2 separate regions of the Homo sapiens genome follow, and region 2 is linked to region 1. The links are chromatin loops, found by intact Hi-C in ENCODE. Cell type or tissue: CD4-positive, alpha-beta T cell. All regions are shown on one strand.

Region 1 (8,000 bases):
CGTTCTCAGATCTCAAATTTTGTGCTGGGAGAACCACTACTCTCATCAAAGCTGTCAGACAGGGATGTTTAATATTTATTTTTCAACATTTAAAACACAGAAGGGAAAATTCAGATACCAAATGAAAGCTATTACTGTGTACATATTCTACTGAGTGTCATAAATTGAAATTAGTCCTAGGAACTAACAATGTACAAAAAGCATGTCCTGCCAACTCTGTGGTTATATTTAGCTCCTCAATATAAACCAAGGAATTATTTTTCCACTGTTTTCAATTCCTCTATGTTTCATACAAATAATTCTCTAAAAATACACATTTCAAAGTATCCTGACTCTAAAAATGCCACTCAAATGACCTTTCATTGAAATTTTAAGTCTCCTACTGATACTAATTTAGACTAAAAAAAAACACAAAGTTGTAGTGTTGGGAAATAGAGAAGGCATTGAACCTTCCTGAGAGTTTATCAGCTAAGACATTCATGGTATTTGTAAAATTTCTATCTTTCTAAGCCTAAAATAGGATATAACCAAGCACAATTGCAAATCAAGTGAAGTCTGTCTTCATAGCTCCTCTTTCTAGTAATTAAAGTCTAGTATGCTGAAGAATTCTGCTTGTCGTACCAGCAAACTGAGCAGTGTTGGAGACTGGAATGGGATACTCGAGGGCTGAGGTTGTATCTAAAAGAAGTGACAGAGTTCTGTACTTAAAGATATTTTGCAGTATCTTAAGATACATCCTTTTGAGAAGTTGACCATAGACTCAAGCAACTCTTGAGGACTAAGATCTGTACAGATAATGAATTTCTGGAGAAGCCAAACACAGTGGTTAGAAGTGTGGGCTCTAGAGAAAGATTGCCTCACTAGAATCTTAGTGTTACAACTTGTTTGCTGTGGACCTTGGGGGAAATTATTTAAACTCTCTGAGCCTTGTTTCTTCATTTGTAAACTTCAATGATAATAATACTTATCTTTTAGGGTTGTTATCAGAATTCAGTGAGTTAGTGTTTGCAAAGAGTAATAGTGCCTGAATCAAAGTATGTGTTATTTAGGTCACTTAAAAATAAGTAAGTAAGTAAACCAACCATCCAACTAGTCTAATTCTACTTCTGGTAATGACAGATGAAGTTATTGCTGAACATAGCTCAAGTAAGCCAGAGGACACTTTTGAAAAATTCTTCTTAGAAGCACTGAAGATTTAATCAGATAGTGATGAACTACTAGGCTGATATCTAGGTAGTGGAAGAAATTCAGAACTATGGGCCTGGGATTTGATGCCAATTTTTCAGAGTCCAGAGCTCAGTAGATGTGGAGACTCTTACCACTCCTTCCTTGTTTTGGGATTCCTCTTTGTGTAAGAATATAACCAAAATAAACCGGCCCTCACATGGAAAAATGCCTGGTTTTAGGTCATCTGGGTATTCTCCCAAATCCTGAGGCTTAAAAAAGATAAAGAGTATTATTGAAGTGCCTTCAGACACCTCACAGAAAGAATAAAAAATATCCAAAGGAAGATAGAATTATGTAAGTCTTCAAAATTGTCTTTTAGACATATTTTCAAAGAGAATGACTAGCACATCCTTAAAGACAATAAGCCACATAATGACACAAGTCAGATAAGTGAAATAGCAGAAAGAAAACCAAGAGGACTCCAAATGCTAGAATTATCAGATAAAGACTGAAAAACCATGATGTCTACAATGCTCGTTTTATGTTTATTTCAAATATAAAGACCATGTTTGAAGATTTAAGCAGAAAACTAGAAACCATAAGAAGTTATATCAAAGATTTAAGAAAGAATTAAATAAAAATTATAGAATTTAAACATACAATAACAAAAATTAAGAACTTGAAAGCATTAGAAAGCAGATTAGATATAACAAAAAAGAAAATTAGTGAACTAGAAAATAGAACAGAAAAATATCAAAATTAAGCACAGGGGAACAAAATCATGGAAAATAGAGGAAGTAATGACAAGACACATAAAGGAGAGAGATTGTCTAATGTATAATCATGAACTGCATAACAACATTTTGGCCAAGGATGGACCTCCTATCCAATGATGGTCTCATAAGATTATAATGTGTATTTTCACTATATCTTGTCTATATTTAGATATGCTTATATACACAAATATCATTGTGTTAAAATTGCCTACAGTATTCAGTAAAGTAACATACTTTGCAGTTTTATAGCTTAGGAGCAATAAGCTATACCATATAGCCTAGGTGGCAGTAGGCTTATATAAACTAGGTTTGTGTAAGTACACTCTATAATATTTGTAGAGTGATGAAACGACCTAATGGGGAATTTCTCAGAATGTGTTCTCGTTGTTAAGCCATATATGACTACTTAGTTAAATTCCCAGAAGAAAAGAAAAAAAAGATAATTGAATAGAAGCAACTTTGAAGAGATAATGGCACAGAATTTTCAAAATTGGTGGTGAAAAACAGAGATTTATAGATTTAACAAGTCTAAAGCACCATGAGCAGCATAATTTTTTTAAACCCACACTTAGATATACAATAATGAAGCTGCATATAGTGGCAAAGACAAAGAGAAAAATCTTACAGCAGCCAGAGAAGGAATACTGCCTTCAATGGAAACAATTATATGGGTTGTTTCCAATACCTTTCACAGCTATAAGAAAAACCAGAAGACAATAAAATAATATTATTTCAATGAATGGAAAGAACAAAACTTCTGAGTAAGAATTCCATACCCAGCAGTAACAACTCAAGAATGAAAGCAAAGTACAGGGTCACAACTAGGGTGAGGCAAGCAAGACACTCAGCATGCAAAGTTGAAGAAGGAAATCACTGTCAGAAGCCAGTCCTGCAAGTGCACAAGCTTGAGAGTGCATGCCTTCTTATATTTTACACACTAGGCAACTCGCTTGCCTTACCCTAGTGCTTTCACTGGCAAACTAAAGGCATTTTCTTTTTTTGGTCTTAACTTTTATTTTAGGTTCAAGGGTACACATGCAGGTTTGTTACATGAGTAAACTCATGTCATGGGGGTTTGTCGTACAGATTATTTTGTCACCCAGGTACTAAGCCTAGTACCCAGTAGTTATTTTTTCTGCTCCTCTCCCTCCTTTCACCCTTTACCCTTAAGTAGACCCCAGTGTCTGTTGTTTCCTTCTTTGTGTTCATAAGTTCTCATCATTTAGCTCTCACTTACATGTGAGAATATACAGTATTTGGTTTTCTGTTCCTGGATTAGTTGCTAAGGATCATGGCCTCCAGCTCCATCTGTGTTCCCACAAAAGACTTGTTCCTTTTTATGGCTGCGTAGTATTCCATGGTGTATATGTACCACAGTTTCTTTATCCTATGAAACTTCAGGTTCAACCTCACAGGGATAGTTTATAGAAGTAAGGTTCAAGTTAAAATTATCCAAATTTTTGAAATTGGACTAAAGCAATACCATATTCCTAGTGTCTTTAGCTGCCTATAGAAGCAAATTTATCTCCATTCTGGGGGAAGATAATATTTTCCTAGATGCCACATTATTTTTTATAGTTTTTTGTATACAATGTTCTGCACACAAGCAAAAATAACCAAACACACAAAGAGACAAGACAACAGAAATAAAAACAAGACAAACAATAAAAAACAGAAACATAACCACAGGGGAAGAAGTTAATAGCATTATCCAATGTAAGCTTCAAAATAACTATCCTTAACATATTCAAGAAGATAAAAGACAAAACTGAGAATTTTGTCAGAGAAGTGAAAAATTATAACAGAAAGTAAAAAAAAAATAACTAAAATTAAGGACTCATTAGATGGGTTTAACTGCAGACAAGATGAGTCTGAAGAAAGAAGTAGTAAACTGGATGATCAGTCAGGAGCAGATATTTAGGATGAAGCACAAAGAAGTGCATGGATGGGAATTGCAAAAGAGAAGGTAAGAAAAACAGGGAACACAGTAAGAATATCTAACATACATGTAATTGGAGTCCTAGAAGAAATAAAGACAGAAAATAGAACAAGAGCAATATCTGAAGAGAAATTAGCTGTGAATGTTTCCAAATCTTACAAAAGACATCAAGCCAAATATTTAAGAAGTTCAATGACTCTGAAGTCAAATTAATTAAAATAAATTCAGATTTTGCCACATTGAGGTGAAATCCCATAGAACCAAAGAAGAAAAATCTTAAAATAGTCATAGGGCAAAAAAATACAGTCAACTCAAAAGCCCTACAGCTGGCTACTCAACAGAAACAATGAAAACCAAAAGACTATGAAACCGTATCCTCAAAGAGATTAAAAAAAAAAAAGACTAACAATCTAAAATTCTCTACCAGAAGAAAATACCTTTCAGCAATGTAGGTAAAATCAAATGACATTAAGACAAATGAAGGATGAGTCATCTGTCACCAACAGATCCACACTCATAGAAATACAAAGAATGTTCTTCAGGCCAGAGTAAAATAACCACAGACGCTCTAAAGTGTAGGAAGAAATAAGAACAATGTAAAGGAAAATGTCTAGGTATATCTAAATGAACATTGAGAGTATAAAATAGTAATAATGACTTTTTTTTTTTTTTGAGACTAAGTCTCACTCTGTCTCCCAGGCTGGAGTGTGGTGGCATGATCTCGGCTCACTGCAACCTCTGCCTCCTGAGTTCAAGTGATTGTCCTGCCTCAGCCTCCCAAGTAGCTGGGATTACAGGCAAGTGCCACCATGCCTGGCTAATTTTTGTATTTTTTGTAGAGATGGAGTTTCACCATGTTGGCCAGGCTGGTCTCAAACTCCTGACCTCAGGTGATCCACCCACCTCGGCCTCCCAAAGTGCTGGGATTATAGGATGTGTGCCACTGTGCCTGGCCATGATAATGAAATCTTATGATGATTAAAAATTATATAGAGTTAAAATACTTAACAATCAACATGAAAGTTTGGAGGAAATTAAATGGAATTAAATTTTTCTAATGACCTTATATTTTCCAGGAAAAGGAAAAAAGTATCAAGTTTTATAAGTCAAGGAAGCATGTTATAATAATTAGGGTCACCAATAAGAGGAATACAAATATGTATAACTACCAAACTAATAAAGTTGCTGAAATGGAATATCGAAAAATTTGGTGTAACAAGATGGGCAAATAGAAAACAAATAGAAGATTAAATCCCGTATCCAATCAGGAGAAAGGAACGACACCGTATTTTGAACAGGGAAGGTTTTATATAAAGAATATTTAACTACTGAATAGAGAGTACCTACTGAACGGTAAAGGGAACCGTAAAGAAAGTCAGAAGAGTAGATGAAGGGAATATCCTTTACCTCTAGGACTAGAGGCCGGTCATTCAAAATACAAAAATATCTGGACACTCTCCCTTTTCCCTAGGGCTTAAATCCAGTCTCATTGGAAAGGTTGTGGGCATGGCTCACAGGATGGCAGACAAGTTTGGTAAGGTGCCCCAATAACAGGTCTTACTGGGAAGCCTCCCCTTAAGTCCTAGAGAAAGCTATTCCCGGGGAGGTGTTACATATTTTTGACCTCTTCATCCTCCTTTGTCTTTCTAGTGGCCTTTACTGATAAAATGTAGCACTCTGTCTACCAGTTGTCAGAGAAAAAATTTTCTAATGTCACAAGCATGGCAGTGAAGGGTGGCTTTGGGGCAGAGAAGCTGCTATGCTTAGGATACTTGTCCCCCCAAATCTCATGTTAAAATTTGATCACCAGTGTGGTAGTGTTGAGAGACAGGGCCTAATGGGTGGTGTTTGGGCCATGGGAGCAGATTCCTCATAAATAGATTAGTGACTTCCCTGGGAGTGGGGGATGAGTTCTCACTCTATTAATTCCTGTAAGAGCTGATTGTTAAGAAGAGCCTGGCACCGCCCCTACCCCTCTTGCTTTCTCTCCCGCTGTGTGATCTCTGCACATACAGGCTCCCCTTTGTCTTCCACCACGAGTAGAAATAGCCTGAGGCCCTCACCGGATGCCCAATATTGAACCTTCCAGCCAGCAGAATCATAAGCCAAATAAACTTCTTTTCTTTATAAGCTACCTAGCCTTAGGTATCCCTTTACAGCAACACTAAATGGACTAGAACTGAGGTGATGTAACTGGTGTAAACTAATGAATCAGTAATTGAATTGAATATAAACAAAGTGATCCCCTTAAAAGGCAAAGATTTTCATGAAATCACAACTAGATGCTACTTGCAAAAAAGTACATCTAAGAAATAAAGACATAGAAGATATAAAAACAAATGTATGTAAAATGATAAACTGAACAAGAATCTAATAAATGGTGGCCTTACCTCATTAATACCAAACAGATACTTAGACATACTATTACTAGAAATAAGAGTAGACATTTCACTTTGATAAGTTCAATTCACAAAGATTGTATAACAAATAAAAAATTGTATGTATCTAATAAGTTAGCCTCAAAATATATGGATGCAAAAATTGATGAAGTTACAAAGTGAAATGGACAAATCCATAATTATATTGTAACATACATTTTCCAGTAACTTATTAAATTAGCAGATAAAAATCAGTAAGGATATAGAAGATTTGTGGGTTTGTTGCAACGATAGACACATAGGTCTCTGGAACCATAAAGAGAACTAACATACCCACATGTATACTAACACTTGATTTATCACATACATAGCATTGGAGTTTAATGAGGGAAAGATGGTTTTTTCAGTAAATGTTGTGGAACAAAGAAAAACACTAATGTAAAGAAAATGAACAATACAGTGGACTAATATTAAAATTATGAACTTCTGTACATCAAAATACATTAATAAGAGACTAAAAGACAAGATACGGAGTGGTAGAAGTTATTTGCATAGCATTTATATTACATATACTGATGAAGAGATTAGATCCAGAGCATTATAAAAAAGACAACTAAATAATAAAAGGTCCAAAATCTTAAACACATAAGAAGAAAATCTTTCTTCACATAGGAAGAAAAGCAAATGGCTGATAAAAGTGTTCAACCTTATTAGTAATTGGGGAACATGTGATTTAAACTAATGTGAGATACAAAATACCCACTTGAGTAGCTAAAATTAATAGTCTGACAATAACTGAAAGTGGTGCAAAAGCAACGGTCATTCATTGCAAATTAGACTGTACACTGGCATAACCACTTTGGAAAACAGGTGTGATCTAGAACGAATGAAGATACATAAGTCGTATGACCCAGTTGAATACCCAGTTGTTTTCTTTCCCTAAGTATCTACTCTATAGAAATGCAGACTTACTTGTATCAAAAGATATACATAAGAATTTCCAAAGCAGCATTTTGTGTAGTAGCCAAATGTCTATTAATAATAGGGTGGATTTAAAAAAGAAAATCTGACATATTTATTTAACTGAATGTTATACAGTAATGGAAAGTAATTAACTACAACTCATATTTACAATGTGGATAGTTGAAATAATGGAATGATGAGTAGAAGAAACAAGCTAGAATAGAATAACATAAAGTTCAAAACCAGGCTAAATGAAACAATAATGTTTCGGATGCATACTTTTGTAGTTTATATATATATAAATAAACTACAGTTTATAAACTAAAGTTTATTAACTAAACTTTATAACTAAACTGTAGTTTATTTATATATATAAACTACAAAAGTATGCATATATATATATGAACAGCAACAAAATGAAAACCGTACAAGTCAAGAATGTGGGAATGCCTTAGGGAGGAAGAGGTTGTGATTCAGTGGAGCATCTGGGGATTTCCGGGGTGATGGCAATATTCCATTTCTATATCTGGGTAAGAGTTACATGAATGCTTTTTAATAATTCACTTAGCTGAACATATATGTTTTTGCACTTTTCAAAAGGTATGTAATATTTCATAACAAAACAGCTTCAAATCCAAAAAATAAACAATTCTAACATAGTGAAGTAATTCTAACAAAGGTGACACATTGTGCTGGATATTTCCCGTTTCTTCTCCCTTTTAATGCTGATAAAAATACTGCAGTTCGCATAATCATATATTCCAGCATTACCATCTC
Region 2 (8,000 bases), 210 kb before region 1:
CACATTTTCTTCATCCATTCATCTGTTGATAGATACTTAGGTTGATTCCCTATCTTAGCTATTGTGAATAATGCTGCAATCAACATGGGAGTGTTCTCTCATACGCTGATCTCTTCCATATACTCTATAGCTATCTGTTCCATATACTGATTTCCTCTCCTTTGGATATATATCCAATGGTGGGGGTTGCTGGATCATATGGTAGTTGTTTTTGCAATTTTTTGAGGAAACTCCATACCATTCTTTATAGTGGCTGTGCAAGTTTACATCCTATCAACAGTTACACCACAGTTTATTTATGCATTCACCTATTGCTAGACATTTGGGTTGTTTGCAGTTTCAACTCTTACAAATAAGGTTGACATTAACATTTATGTACATGTATTTTTATGTACACATGCTTTTATTTTCCTTTTATATACCTATGAGTGGAATGGTTTGATGATTTAGTAGGTAAAATTTTAACTATTCCAGAAACTACTATGTTGTTTTCCACAGTGCTTGTACCATTTTACATTCCCATCTACAATGTTTGGGAATTCTAGTTCCTTCCTGTCCTTGCCAACCCTTAGTGAGGTCAATCATTTTAATTTTAACAATTTGAATAGATTTGTATAGGTAGCTCATTGTGAGTTTAACCTGCATTTCCCTAATGACTAATAATGTTGAGTATCTTTTTTTTATTTCAACTTTTATTTTAGCTACAAGGGGTAAAGGCGCAGGTTTGTTACATGGGTATACCACGTGGTACTGAGGTTTGAGGTATGCATCCTGTCATCCAGGTAGTGAGCATAGTACCCAATAGGTAGTTTTTCCACCCACACTCCCTTCTCTCCCTCCCACCTCTAGTAGTTTATAGTGTCTGTTGTTCCCATGTTTATGCTTATGTATGCTGAGCATCTTTTTATGTGTTTGTTACCCATATATATTCTTTGCTTAAGTACCTGTTCAAACCTTTTGCCCACTTTTAAAATTTTGGTTTATTTATTATTACAGAGTTTTGAGAGTTCTTTATATATCTAGATACAGGATCAGATATATGTTTCACAATTATTTCCTCTCAGGTGGTGGCATATCTTTCAAAAAGTTGTCATTTTTAGTGTTGAGAAAGTCTAATTCATTAATTTGTGTGTGTTTAGATTATGTTTTGGGATAACTTATCTAAGAAATTTTTGCCTAACCCAAAGTCATAAAGGAGTTCTCTAGTTTTGTTACAGAATTATTACAGTTTTAGATTTTACATTTAAGTCTATGATACACTTTGAGTTAACTTTTTAATAAGATATAAAAGATAAATGGAAGCACATACTTTCCATAGGGATCTCTAATTTGTTTCCACACCATTTGTTAAAAAGATAATCCTTTCTCCACTGAATTATCTTTGCACTTTTATCAAAAAGTAGTTACCCGTAAATGTGTGGGTTTATTTCTGGATTCTCCATTCTGTTCCTTTGATTTATTTGTCTTCTTGATGCTGATACCATACTGTCTTGATTATTGCAGCTTTATGATATATGCTAAATCAGTTACCTTTGTTCTTTTTTTTTTCAGTTGTTTTTGCTATTCTAAGTCCTTTGCATTTCCATATGAAATTTATCATCAGTTTGTCAATTTCTACTAAAAAATGTCTGCTGGGATTTTATTGGGATTACATTGAATCTATAGATTAAGCAGTGGAATCCAAAACTTCCACTCTCACCCTTTCCTCCCTCCCTGTCACCCTCACACTAATAGTGGCAGATTCCAATGCCCCAGGCTCCAGCGGACCAGGAACTAGAGGGTAAGCTCAAACCAGGGGCACAGTGTCTCCTGCCAGTATATGTTTCCATGGGGACCCAAAGCTAGTTCCCTCTTTTATATTTTCTCTTCTTTTTCTTTGCTTTTCTTTGATTTTTTTTCTCTTTTCTCTTTCTTTCCTTCCTTCCATCTAAGCAGATTACAGATTAGCTCCCCCGTTTTCTTGCCACAGTCAATACCAGGACCTTCCAGCCAGGGTTCAAAGTTTCACAGCTGTTTCTCAATTCTCAGGTCCCTGCAGCAAGCAAAAAGCCCTTTTCAGACTGTTCACACTTGGGGATCTTTGAATCCTTTTTTAACAAATAGTTAAAATTATCAAAAAGAAAAAATGTTTTCCTTCCATCACTCATCACCCTCTTTTTCTTTACTTTCTATGACTCTTGAGAAAGATGAAACACAAACAAATAATCAAGATGCCCAACGCACTGCAGATTCGTGTGTATTTCTGAAGAGGAAACTGACCCTAAGGAGTTCTGGCTGGGTCCACGTTAGGAAGAACACAGGCAAGGATCTGCGGAGGGAGGACAGACCTGCAGCCATAGACACTGGGGGAAACACAACAAAATCAACTGAGTATGAAGAGGGAGAGTGTTTTAAATCAGAGCAATGAAAGAAAGTGAAGGAGAAAGAGGGGGAAACCCGGGCCAAGGCAGCATGTCTGAAATAGGACTTACTGGTTTTCTGATCCTAAAGGCCATTTGGCCGTTTACTGGACCTATTTGTAAGTCAAGGCCTGCCTATGTAATAAAGTGACTACTAAAAAAAAAATCCTACCATCTTATTTGTGTTCTAAATGCAAAGTCTAAATTATAAATTGTAGATAGGAAAAGTATTACGACCGTGATCATTTCACGTGTGGAATTCTAAACTCTCTTAGAAACTTACAAAAGATCACTAATACAAATGGCTACTCTTCCATATTTAATTTTATTTAATTCCTGGTACAATGACAAAAAAAAGATATACACACACATATTTTAGTCAAAAGATCTTTACGATAATATGTTTGTCATAATTATTCCTAGTCAGTAATTCCCCCACTAATAATGTTTAAAAACTTATCTCAATTTAAAGAAATCATGAGATTTTTCTCACTGCCATTTGTTTTTCTTTCATTTAGTCCAGGAGATCCCTTCAAAAGTCTTGGCTGAAAACTTATGCCAATTTTTGAAAGGGCTCATCTCTACTTAACTATTAGCATAAAACCCTCTATGTAGGAATAAGCAAAAAGGGCCAGGCACAGTGGCTCACACCCTGTAATACCAGCACTTTGGGGGGCCAAGGCAGGCAGATAACTTGAGGTCAGGAGTTAGAGACCAGCCTGGCCAACATGGTGAAACCTCGTCTCTACTAAAAATACAAAAAAATTAGCCAGCTGTGGTGGCAGGTGCCTGTAATCCCAGCTACTTGGGAGGCTGAGGCAGAAGAATTGCTTGAACCTGGGAGGTGGAGGTTGCAGTAAGCTGAGATCACGCCACTGCACTCCAGCCTGGGTGACAGAGCGAGACTCTGTCTCAAATACACACACACACACATACACACACACAAAGAATAAGCAAAAAGAACAATCACACAGCCTATGAAAAAAACTGCAATTTGGAGAACAGGAAACTTATTAAAAACTAAGAAAACAAGAAACTTTAAATTCTCTATTTGAATTTAAAATTATTTTGTCTTCCAGACAAGCTTACACTTTGGCCTTCTGTTTCCATAGAAATATGAGATAGAATAAATAAACGTGCATTACAGAGTCAGTCCTTTCATATGTTCATTACCTTTAGTATCTCCTCATGGACTTGAATTTCTAAGGCTAGACTATTGCCCCAGGTTTCTCTCCCCCCAGGGTTTAACTCGCAATTCCTACACCTGCCACCAGATGGTATCTTGGGTCATGACGGCGAGGGTCCTCAGCTAGGTTTACCCCAAGTGTGGATAAATGGAAGATAACAGGATCCAGGCAACGAGGCATAATATATTTAAAACAAATAAATAATTTATTAAAATTAAAAGCATAAATTATTAACTAACTTTTAATTATCATGTATAACAGTGCTTTCTCAGCACTTTAAAGTGAATTCTCAAAATACTCCTAACTAGCCAGTGGTGTTCATTTTCCTCGGGCTTTTTTTCTTCTTCTTCTTTTTGAGTTGGAGGAGTGAAGGTGCATAGTCACAGTGCTTCTTCAGCAGCATGAATCTCTCTGCTCTATTTTCCCAATTAGGAGGTTAACTCCCTGTCGGGGCTGCTTCACTCTTGTCTACTCCCTGAATACTGCCTGTAATGCAATTTAATTTTCATTGAATTATTTAAGATTATTTATTGAAAACCTTAGATGCTCTCTGTCAACTATGCTCTTTGTTTAAAAAAAAGCATTTTTCAAAAAGTTCTTATTTTAAAACATTGAAAAACATAAAGAAGAAAACAAATGTCATGCCTAATCTTACCATTCAAAGATAACACCATTAAAAGCTGCTATAATTTTCCCCATAGTTCTCATATTCTACATTTTCAGCCTTTTGTTGGGAAAATTTTTTCTCAAGCTTGTTTTCTACTTCCTTACTTTTGACTTCCATAGTGTCCCATTTTCTATTCACTCCCCTACAAAGGTTTCCTAAATGAGGTTAATAACCGTATCTCCTCCCTCAAAAGGTTGTCCTAAGGATTGAGTTAAAACACGTAGGCCCTTAGAACAATGCCTGTTACCTAGTAAGTAATCAATAAATGTTAGCTCCTGTCATTATTTCTATTGAAGCTGGCTTTCCAGCTTTTCGGCTCTCTGTAATCCTTCCTCTTCTTCATTATCCTGATGGCCTGTTTAGCTGACTGTAGTCTCACACATGTTAACATGCCCTCAAGTGCTGTTGAAAGCAGAAAAACATATTTCTAAGATGATCTCATATCTCATGGTCAATCTATTACAGAGGAAACAACTCCTCAGAAGCCCCAGAAAAATGGTGACCCCTTTCTTTTGAATAATATAATCTCTTTAAGAACCCATCACAGAGCCTTATTTTATGACAAAATAATTTCCTAATAGAGTTGTGCAGAATTTGTTGTGAATTCCCATCCAAATCTTTGCTTGTTTGTGTGTTTGTAGTTTTTTGTTGTTGTTGTTTAAAACTGGGTATCGCTCTGTCATTCAGCCTGGAGTGCAATGGCGCAATCACAGCTCACTACAGCCTCGACCTCCAGGGCTCAAGTGATCCTCCCACCTCAGCCACCTGAGTAGCTGGGAATACAGGCACACTCCACCACACAAGGCAACAGATCTTTCTTAAACAAACATTCTTGTCTGGATTGAAAGGAGAGCAGGGAGGAGGGGGAGATATCTTATCAGTAAGGACATCCAACAGCTTGCAGGGACAGTAAAGCAACCAGTGAGCACCTGAACTTCCAATGTGGATGCTATTCCTTGGGAAATGCTCAGTTTTCCAAAACCTCTGCCTGATGTGGCACCCACACTGAGAGCAACCTGCAGCACTTTCCTATCACCACACGTGGTCACTGGCTTGTGATAGTTGTCTGTGCAGGAAGCAAATGTTAGAGGTACCTTACGTAGCTGTTGAAATACAAATGCAGCCACCTACCAGTCCGTCCATCCATTCATTCATTCCATAAATATTACTTACTGAGTGTCTAATATGGGCAAAATGCCATGCTAAATACTTAGGCTATAGTGACGTGCAAAACCAGATACCATCCTGTCCCTGTAGAGTTCATAGTCTAATAGGCGAGACAAATACTAAACAAATCAGCATCAAACTGGCTATGATTAGAAGCACAGAGTGCATGAAAGCATAGATCTTTGATGATCCCTAAGGAAATAAGGAAGGAGTCAAAGTCTTCATAACAATTAGGAATTAACTAGAAAAGAGGGGCAAGAAGAATGTCAAGGCAATAGAACTAGTTCAGGGCCAGTGGTGCACATAAGGTCACTCTGGCTGCAACCCAGAAGGCATGGCATGACAAGAGTCTGGCGAGATGGAGGGGTCCACGTTCTGGACATCTGCCTTGACCTTAAAAAAACAGTTGAAACCTCTAGAAGCATTTAAGCAAAGGAAACACATGACCAGATATGCCTCTTGAAAAGATCATTTAAGTCTAGTGAGGGGAAGGAATTGGAAGAGGGCAGATGGATGTGGGTGGACCCAGGAGGCAACTCAATCTCCAGATGTGTAGGTAACATACATACTCACCAGCTGACCCTCAATCCACCCTCACCTCCAAACACTGTGTCTCTCTGGTCACCTGGATATTTTCTGGACCCAACAATATCTTCCAGGGGGAGGCATTTTTGGATGTCCTTCAATCTGGATCCACTGAGGAACCCCTATCCAAAATTCCCCTCACTTTCAGCCAAAGGGACTGTCTCCATCCCTGGTTTCTCTTATTAATACTGATTTCCCCTCCTGTTATATCCTTTTAGCAATTCCACTGGGAATTTGGGGAGAACTGGGGTTTGTGTTCACATCAACTACCAAACCCAGAGGTTTCAAATACTGCTTTTTAAAAACTGAACATTAAAATTAAAGAACAGTGTTTGAATAGAACGACTTTTAAATAGATGTATTTTTAGTAGTTTCTTCATGAGCATATTTTGGATTGAATGGATACCTGTAATTATATCAGCAATTTTCTGCATTCATGTAAGTAGAAATTGTGAAAAGATTGCTGGAAAAGGAAACAGCATCCGTGCCCATATTATTTAGTATAATGCAGAATATAGCTAGCATATCCTATAGACGTTTATGAATAGTTTTAAGAATGCTTTTTATTCAATAGCCTCTGCCTCTTCAGTATCTTTTACTAATAAGATTAAATGCTGTGATTCCCTCCTCCTTTTTCTCTATGTTTTTCGTGGCAATGATTTAAGAAGTAATAGATCTCAAAATCAGACAGCAAGGAGTACTCAGGGGAATCCCTGTGGTAACTGTATACTACAGTCCTAGGAAATGTACTTTTTACATTTTACCATACCAGCACTTTACAAATCAATTTTTAAATTAATTAAGTCAAGAGCATTTGTGGAGAACACTGGTTATAAAATTTCTCAAATTTTTATAATTGTTATTTACTGCAGCATCTAAGCACTAGAGACTTAGCCACCGTGAAGTCAACAATGAGATTCATCAGTATTATAATTTTATAAACATGAAGTCTTGGGCTTCAATATTTAATAGGTTTACATAAAATTTGATAGAGATGAAGCTGAGGTTGCAGAATCACTTGAGGCCAGGGGTTCAAGACCAGCCTGGGCAAAATAGTGAGACTGTCTCTACAAAAAAAATAAATTAAAAAAAATTTTTAGATAGGGTCTTGCTCTGTCACCCAGGCTGGAGTGCAGCGGCACAATCTCAGCTCACTGCAACCTCCGCCTCTCAAGCTCAAGAAATCTCCCACCTCAGCCTCCCGATAGCTAGCATGCCTAGCTAATTTTTTGGAGTCATGTTGTTGTTGTTATCGTTGTTATGTAGAGATGAGGTTTTGCCTCATTGCCCAGGCTAGTCTTGAACTCCTGGGCTCAAGCGATCCACCTGCCTCAGCTTCCCAAAGTGCCAGGATTACAGGCGTGAGCCATTGTGCCTGGCCAAAAAATTTTTTAAAACTGGTCAAGCATGGTGGCGCATGCCTGTAGTCCCAAGTACTTAGGAGGCTGAGGTGGGAGGATCACCTGAGCCCAGGATTTTGAGGTTGCAGTATGCTATGACTGTGCTATTGCCCTCTAGCCTAGGCAACAGAGCAAGACCCTGACTCAAAAAAAAAAAAAAAAAAAAGCCAAATAATGAACTTTTGGTAAATCCAGAAGTTGATACATTTTTATTATTAAACCAAAATCTTGGCAACGATATAACATTGCTTTGACTTTTCCAACTGTTTTTGGAATAAAAATCCCACAAAAGCAATAACGGACATGTGCTAGTCATGTTGATGGAAACCTTAACTAGTGATACTGCAGGCAATATCTAGCAATGGTGTTTCTATTTTAGTATTTTTTTGTATTTTTGTATTTGAAGACATTCAAGTTCTTCAAATAGGAATTGCTTAGATGTTTTTATCTACTAATGTCCAATAAAAATAATATTAAAAAAAATCGGCCTGGCGCGGTGGCTCACGCCTGTAATCCCAGCACTTTGGGAGGGCCAAGGCGGGTGGATCACGAGGTCAGGAGATGGAGACCATCCTGGATAACATGATGAAACCCC

The links. Hi-C counts contacts between places; a loop is a spot of excess contacts. Peaks named below come from ENCODE experiments on the same cell type or tissue, not always from the same donor. Only the 100,000 strongest peaks of a DNase experiment are listed, where the experiment ranks them.
Region 2: a loop joins it to region 1, with 1.9 times the contacts of the local background. A loop is called at or near these places in 26 of 110 quality-filtered maps.

Annotation. Positions count from the first base shown.
Region 1 is chr12:67,231,556-67,239,555 of GRCh38, forward strand. No RefSeq gene overlaps it. Among named protein-coding and RNA genes, the nearest start is that of CAND1, 34 kb to the right of the region's middle. RefSeq lists an enhancer at 5,597-6,126. In CD4-positive, alpha-beta T cell, no CTCF peak of the experiment used is centred here; no DNase peak of the experiment used is centred here.
Region 2 is chr12:67,022,028-67,030,027 of GRCh38, forward strand. It overlaps a transcript of GRIP1 not described here. Among named protein-coding and RNA genes, the nearest start is that of CAND1, 240 kb to the right of the region's middle. In CD4-positive, alpha-beta T cell, CTCF peaks have their summits at 3,682 (motif pointing right) and 3,885; a DNase peak (open chromatin) is centred at 3,684; H3K27me3 peaks cover 605 bases.